3 separate regions of the Homo sapiens genome follow, and all the other regions are linked to region 1. A link is an interaction called in ENCODE POLR2A ChIA-PET data of the cell type or tissue named here. Cell type or tissue: PC-9. All regions are shown on one strand.

Region 1 (2,500 bases):
AAAACTGTCTAAGCCTGGTGCCTTTCTATTTATTTATTTATTTATTTATTTAAATTTTTTGGTACAGGCAGGTCTTGCCACGTTGCCTAGGCTGGTCTTGAACTTCTCTCTCAAGCAGTCCTTCCACCTCTGTCCCCCAAAGTATTGGGATTATAGGCATGAGCCACCACCCTAGCCAGTGCTGTTTCAGAATATAGCACTTCGGTAACTACTACAGTGTCTTCTACGTCTGTTTAGAATTTGCTATGTCCTGGTTTCAGTTTTGGTGGTTTATGTATTCTTATAAAATTACCAATTTAATTCACCTTTTCTCCTCTGTAGCTATGGCCATTTCCCTAGTTTTCTTCCCTGTTTTTTGTAATTAGGGTTTTTCCTCCGTTTTCCTCTTTTTTTTTTTTTTTTTTTTTTTTGAGTCTCACTCTTGTTGTCCAGGTTGGAGTGCAATGGCATGATCTTGGCTCATTGCAACCTCCGCCTCCCAGTTTCAAGCGATTTTCCTGCCTCCGCCTCCCGAGTAGCTGGGATTACAGGTATGTGCCACCACACCCAGCTAATTTTGTATTTTTAGTAGAGACAGGGTTTCTCCATGTTGGTCAGGCTGGTCTCAAACTCCCAACCTCAGATGTTCCACCCGCCTTGGCCTCCCAAAGTGTTGGGATTACAGGCGTGAGCCACCGCGCCTGGCCTGCTTTTTCCTCCTGATTTAGGCTAGTCAGTAATATATCTAATATCCATACATACACTGAAGTGGGGAAATATATATACACACACACATACACACACACACATGTTTTGTGCTCCATCAAAGAAAATATCTCTTTTTAGTTCTGGGGGATGCTGAGAAGTGGAGAGAACAGGTTCTTTCTGAAGGGGACAGCAGCTACCACACCCTGTCCTGTTGCTGCCTGGCAGGAATGTGGTCCCAGAGTGGCCAGATTGTCCAGTCTTTCTGGAAAAGACTAGCTGGTGTTTTTTTTAGTTTGTTTTGTTTTGTGTTTGAGATCGGGTTTGGCTCTACACCCGGACTGGAGTGCTGCAGTGCAGTCATGGCTCACTGCAGCCTCTGCCTCTCAGGGTCAAATGGTCTTCGCACCTCAGCCTTACAAGTAGCTGGGACTACAGGCACCCACCACCATGCCTAGCTAATTTTTGTATTTTTTGTAGAGACAGAGTTTTGCCATGTTGCCCAGGCTGGACTTGAACTCCTGAGCTCAAGTGATCCACCCGCCTAAGCCTCCCAAAGTGCTGGGATTACAGGCATGAGCCAGTGCACCCGGCCTTTTGTTTGTTTATATAGTTTTTTTTTTGTCTTAGTGTGTGTGCTTGTGTGTGTGTGTGTAGTATTGCCAACTTTTTTAACATTGGTAAGTAACTCAGATGAGAACAATTTTGGAGGTTAAAAAAAAAACCCCAAACCAGTTTTTTTTGTTTTTAAATTCTGGGCCAAAAGATAATTTTTAAAGGTAAATATTTATCTCATTCATAGGTCAACTCTGTACTCCTTGAGACGAGGAACTAGATCAGTTTTGCTTTGCATGGTATCTGGTGTGAGGAGGTACTGGGCAAATGAGTGATTTTTTTTTTTCTTTTTTTTTTTTTTGAGACAGAGTCTCACTCTGTCACCCAGGCTGGAGTGCAGTGGCGTGATCTCGGCTCACTGCAACCTCTGCCTCCCAGATTCAAGCGATTCTCCTGCCTCAGCCTCCTGAGTAGCTGGGACTATGGGCGCCCGCCACCATGCCCGGCTAATTTTTTTTCTTTTTTTTCTTTTTTTTTTTTTTTTTTTTGAGAAAGAGTCTCCCTCTGTTGCCCAGGCTGGAGGGCAGTGGCGTGATCTCGGCTCACTGCAACCTCCGTGTGCCAGGTTCAAGTGATTCTCCCGCCTCAACCTCCCGAGTAGCTGGGATTACAGGTGCACGCCACCATACCTGGCTAATTTTTTGTATTTTTAGTAGGGACGAGGTTTCACCATGTTGGTCAGGCTGATCTTGAACTCCTGACCTCATGATCCGCCCACCTTGGCCTCCCAAAGTACTGGGATTACAGGGGTGAGCCACTGTGCCCGGCCTTAATTTTTATATTTTTAGTAGAGACGGGGTTTCACCATATTGGCCAGGCTGGTCTTGAACTCCTGACCTTGTGATCCGCCTGCCTCGGCTTCCCAAAGTGCTGGGATTACAGGCGTGAGCCACCGCGCCCAGCCCAAATGAGGGATTTTGTGGGCCTTTCATTAGCCCTGGAATTGTTGGGAATGTGCATTGAAGGCATGACTGGTCTAATTTGGACCCTGAGAAGGCAGTCATGAGATGTACACGGTCTGTGTGTTACCTAGTCTTTATCCTCCAACTCCCAACCGACAGGCCAGATCTGCTGGATTGACAGAGATCAGTGGGCTGCATGGGAGGTTTCATAGCCAGATCACCCTCATACGTAAATGCCAAAGAACATAGTCATCACACCTATTTCTTCCTTTACCCAAAGAAGATACTTTATCCAAGGT
Region 2 (2,500 bases), 230 kb after region 1:
CAAACGTTCATAGAAGCACTATTCACAACCTGAATGTCCATCCACTGATAAATGGATAAACACAAGGCGGTAGACCCACACAGTGGAATACTACTCAGCCACAACAAGAGTGATGTTCTGACATGCCGCAACCCAGATGAACCTTGAAGACATTCTGCTAAGTGAGGGAAGTCAGACACAAAGGCCACATATTGGATGTTTCCATTTACATGGACTGTTCAAATAGGCAAATCCACAGAGATAAAAAGTAGATTCGTGGTTGCCAGAGGCTGGAAGGAGGAAGGAAGGAAGGAACAGTGGCTAAATGGCTGCTAATGGTTTTCTTTTTGAAGGAAAGAAAATATTCTAAAACAATCTAAGTGATAATTGCATAACTATGAATATGCTAAAACCATGGAATAAATTGTTAATAGGATGAATTTTATGGTATATAAATTATATCTCAGCAAAGCTGTTACAAAAATGACAAGTATCTTCTCTTCACAACAACAGTACAGTTATTAAAATTAGGAAATTAACACACCTTGATATAATACTCTTTATAATTTATGTATCTCCATTAGATTTTGCTGTTGTTCCCTTTAATGTCCTTTATAGCAAAAGAAAGTCTTTGATCATGTCTAGCAATCAGCCGTCACGTCTCATGTCCTTTAATCTGAAACAATTCCTCAGTCTTTTTTTCCCACGACCTTGACTGTTTTTGAGAGTAAATTATTTTATTAAATGGCACTTAATTTGGGGTTCATCTGATAGATTCAGATGACATGGTTTCATCAAGAATATCACCGCAGTGATGTACCTGTTCTGCGCATCCTGTGAGAAGGCGTGGGTTTGAGTTTGTCCGATCACTGATGATGCTGGAATTCATCCCTGGTTTAGAAGGCGTCTGCCAGGCCTCTCCACTGCCATGTTACTATATTTCCTTTTGAAATTGCTAAGTATCTCATTGGAGATACTTTGAGACTATGTAAATATCTTCTTACTCAACCTTCCACCCATTAATTTTCGCATCCATTGTTGATTTTTGCCTAAAAAATGGGATTTTTACATCAATCTCTAATTCTGTTTTTTTTTTTTCAGGTTGTCTTTCCAATTCAAAAGATTCAAAGAGCTCTGTGTTCTCCAACAAAGTGTACAGTGCAGCCTTTGCTTATTTTAAAGTGTCCCATGAGAACAGGCAAAGCAGCCAGGTTTAATATTCCCTGTTTGCAGAAAAGAAAAACACATCTTGCAGACTCATGGGCTTAAAGCCAGCTTGTGTTTTGTAATTTGCCCTTCACCTTCTTATACCTGGAGGGGCACACTGATGATTTGGTGATTTAAAAAATAAAAAAGGGCCGGGTGCAGTGGCTCACACCTGTAATCCCAGCACTTTGGGAGGCCGAGGCGGGTGGATCATGAGGTCAGGAGATCGAGACCATCTTGGCTAACACGGTGAAATCCTGTCTCTACTAAAAATACAAAAAATTAGCCAGGCGCGGTGGCGGGCACCTGTAGTCCCAGCTATTCGGGAGGCTGAGGCAGGAGAATGGTGTGAACCCAGTGGGTGGAGCCTACAGTGAGCCGAGATCGTGCTACTGCACCCCAGCCTGGGCGACAGAGTGAGACTCCATCTCAAAAATAAAAAAAAAAAAATAAAAAGAATAGTAAGGAGGCTCTCTGAACCTCATGGAAGATGACAGGGCCCTGGACCACTTTTACTTATTGAGGTTCCAGGTATATTAGGATATAAATATTATAGCAAAAATGAGTTATAACTATGGTGAAAAAAATGAACTGTGGTTTCCTGTGGGGCTGGACTGGGGGTGAGTTGGGGGTGGGACAGGATTGACTGGGAAGGGCCTCTGGGCTTCTGAGGGCATGAATCCTGTGCATCTTGACAGGGGTATGCATTTCCAAACTCACAGAAGGTGAGCTTTTGAGTGGATGTGACATTCTATATACGTTTTACCCCCAAATCCCCATAAACGTGGCTGGTAATGGTATGCACGCTGAGGTGTTTGGAGGCAAAGCACCCCGATGCCAGCAACTTCATGTGAAATGCACCACAAATGTGATAGACTGTGTGAAAGGAAAATGAATCTTGAGATCCCAAATTCACAATGCCAAAGAGAAGAGTGAAGCTGGAATCTGGATCATGCAAACCTGCCTCCCGTTTCGTTCCTAAATAAGACAGCAATGAAGATAAAACAAAGCGACATGCCTCCCTTACAATTTGCCCACTAGGAAATTCCTTGTGTTCCCCAAGATCTTTACCCTAAAACAGTTCTGTTGAATTTCCCCCTGGCAATGTAAATTGATGGCTTATCTTCACAGGTGTGGTACAAAGGACAGAACTCAAGTTCATTTTGCTGCTCACCGATACAAATGCATATCTGATTGCTTCCTCTGCCCTATGTCTATTTTATTTCATGTAAAAGTGTAGAATCACTGAGCTACATGAATGCATAAGTGCCTGTTTCTCCTGTTTCTCTGTCCCCCTCTCACATGTAAGGCTGAT
Region 3 (2,500 bases), 350 kb after region 1:
CCATGTCTTGTATTTTCTGCAGTCATTATGGCCACTGTTTACAGGTCACCTTCAAAGGTGCCTGCAACTTCATATTTGGTCTCCACGACCACCTTGGTAGTGGGTCCTATTATTAGGCCATTTCACAGATGAGACAGTTCAGGCCCCAGTGGTGTGGGGGGCTGTGTTGGGAACCCTGCTCTCTGATCAGTCATTGTTTGGCCTCCCGTGAGACTCCTGAGTGATAAACTTGCAGGTTCAGCGCTTTCCACAGAGTCTAGCAAAACCTCAGGGAAGAGACTTTCACTTTCCATAAGGAATTTAGAACACACATAGCTTTAGTGATCTTGTTACTGGCTGAGCTGGCATCACTACTAGCAACTCAGCTCATGTCTCCTGGGGGCCCTCGCTGTGCCTGGGCCCGCCTTGGCCCAGGGGACCATTCATGTTCAAGTGCGGCTGCCACTTTATGTTTTCACGGCAGCTTCTCTTTGCTAAATGTCATGGTCATGACATCAAATAATGACGTGAGAAATTTCATACTTGGTTTATGAGCCCTGCTAGCTGACTTCCTGGTCTTCTGTTCTCTCAGCAGAGTGAGCAAATCTTACCACCATTGAATGACAGTCAGTGGCTACAGTAATGTCAGGGCCAGAGGAGGCTGCCAGGAGGGAAGGAGTCTGTTCCCCAGGCCTGGGTCCATGAGATGCGAGCTGGCCATCCATGCTTTGCGTGGCCTTCCACGCTCCTCCTGCGTGAGAAGGGGTCAGCCTCGCCAGGCTTCCCTTCCCTAAGGCTGATCCTTTCTTCTCTTACTACGAATATGTTCCTGACACAGCATGCTGAAGAAAATATCAAATTCTAGAGACAGCATAGGAATGTCCTTTCAAGTTTTGGATCTAGACCATGGAGTTGGCCTTCCCCAGCCCCCATCAGCACCGGTGCTTGGAGAGAAGTGACTGAGCCTGAGGAAATGCTTTGTGTCTGTCAGAGGCCTTCACATATCAAGACAATTACCTGGGTTTACTTCCCTTATTGGCAGAAGAAAATGAAACGTTTCTGTAGGCTGGTTTCTCAGAGGGGGTCCTTCCCATTTGCTTCTCAGAGCAGCAGCACATCTTCATGCCAGCGTGATGCAAGGTGACAGCAGCCTAGCCCCTCAGGGGAAGGAGGACACAGGGTGTCTGCAGGGTGGGTGTCGCTCTTGGTGGAGGTCCTTCCCACTTCATGCTCACCTGCTGCGCCCATTTGCTCAACAAATATTTATTGAGTACCTTATATGAGCTAGGTGGATGCCAGGAGGAAGGCAATAAGCAAAACCCAGATCTCTACCCAAGCAGACCTTGTACTTGATGGACAACAAAGAAGTCTGTTAGCTAATGTTTATTTCATGAATACTGACTGCCAGAATAATTGTAAGCAATAAACAATCATGCATTCTCAATTTCTTTCTTTCCCTCTTTCTTTCTTTCCTTCCTTCCTTCCTTCCTTCCTTTCTTTCTTCTTTCTTTCTTTTTCTTTCTTTCTTCTTCTTCTTTTTTTTTTTTTGACAGAGTCTAGCTCTGTCACCCAGGCTGCAGTGCAGTGATGGGATCTCAGTTCACTGCAATCTCCACCTCCTGGGTTCAAGCGATTCTCCTGCCTTAGCCTCCCAAGTAGCTGGGATTCAGACATGCAGCACCACGCCTGGCTAATTTCTGTATTTTTAGTAGACACAGGGTTTTGCTATGGTTGGCCAGGCTGGTCTTAAACTCCTGACCTCAAGTGATCTGCCTGCCTCAGCCTCCCAAAATGCTGGGATTACAGCTGTGAGCCACTATGCCCAGCCTTAATTTGTTTATTTCTTAAACACGAGAGCACACACAGGACTTACTTATCCTGGGCCTTCATCAGGAAATGTCTAGGAGGAAAAGACACTTTCAATATTAACCGTGACAAAACTAGCTCTGATTGAAAGACAGATGAAAAAATAAATACCAGTGTATTTCTTCCTCTCTTTTCTCTGAACTCTGTTTCCAGCTGTTTCCTGTTTTGGACTAATTTTAAATTCTGAGGCGGGGGGTGGGGGGCAGGGGTGCAGTTGTACCGTCTGAGTTCAGGCAGTTATCGTGTTGGTCACAATTACTTGCAGTCAGATTGTATCTTTAGCATTGGATAAAAGTTATTCCCAATTGATGTTAAGAGTTGGTAATAAGTCTTCTTCCTTCCCCAAGGCCAGTCAGCGTTTTCCTAGTGTTAAGCACCAGGAACACAAGGCCACATTTGTATTTTTGTGCACATCATTTGCATACGTCTGCACCAAAAGCTTGACCCGGCAGAGTACACTGCAGACAAACCTAAATATCCTGCTCAGTACCTGAACAACAAGTGTTATATTTCTTCTTGGACTTAAAAGTAAAACTCTAACTCATTTTAGTGACTCAGAAAGCTGCATGTCCCCGTGCTTTGGAAACCCACTAGGGTGCTACATAAGAGGATCCTGCAGGTAGTGAGGAAGCCACTGTTTCCTGCAACTGTAGCC

What was found. ChIA-PET counts read pairs that join two places held together with the same protein. Peaks named below come from ENCODE experiments on the same cell type or tissue, not always from the same donor. Only the 100,000 strongest peaks of a DNase experiment are listed, where the experiment ranks them.
Region 2: POLR2A ChIA-PET joins it to region 1 with 5 read pairs; 4 of 35 experiments call an interaction of 5 or more read pairs at or near these places.
Region 3: POLR2A ChIA-PET joins it to region 1 with 5 read pairs; 5 of 35 experiments call an interaction of 5 or more read pairs at or near these places.

Annotation. Positions count from the first base shown.
Region 1 is chr20:25,383,242-25,385,741 of GRCh38, reverse strand. All of the region lies in intron 1 of ABHD12 (abhydrolase domain containing 12, lysophospholipase), which reads left to right. Among named protein-coding and RNA genes, the nearest start is that of ABHD12, 6.3 kb to the left of the region's middle. In PC-9, no CTCF peak of the experiment used is centred here; a DNase peak (open chromatin) is centred at 941; H3K27ac peaks cover 464 bases.
Region 2 is chr20:25,152,009-25,154,508 of GRCh38, reverse strand. No RefSeq gene overlaps it. Among named protein-coding and RNA genes, the nearest start is that of ENTPD6, 42 kb to the left of the region's middle. In PC-9, no CTCF peak of the experiment used is centred here; no DNase peak of the experiment used is centred here.
Region 3 is chr20:25,035,980-25,038,479 of GRCh38, reverse strand. All of the region lies in intron 2 of ACSS1 (acyl-CoA synthetase short chain family member 1), which reads left to right. Among named protein-coding and RNA genes, the nearest start is that of ACSS1, 21 kb to the left of the region's middle. RefSeq lists a silencer at 1,793-2,087. In PC-9, no CTCF peak of the experiment used is centred here; no DNase peak of the experiment used is centred here.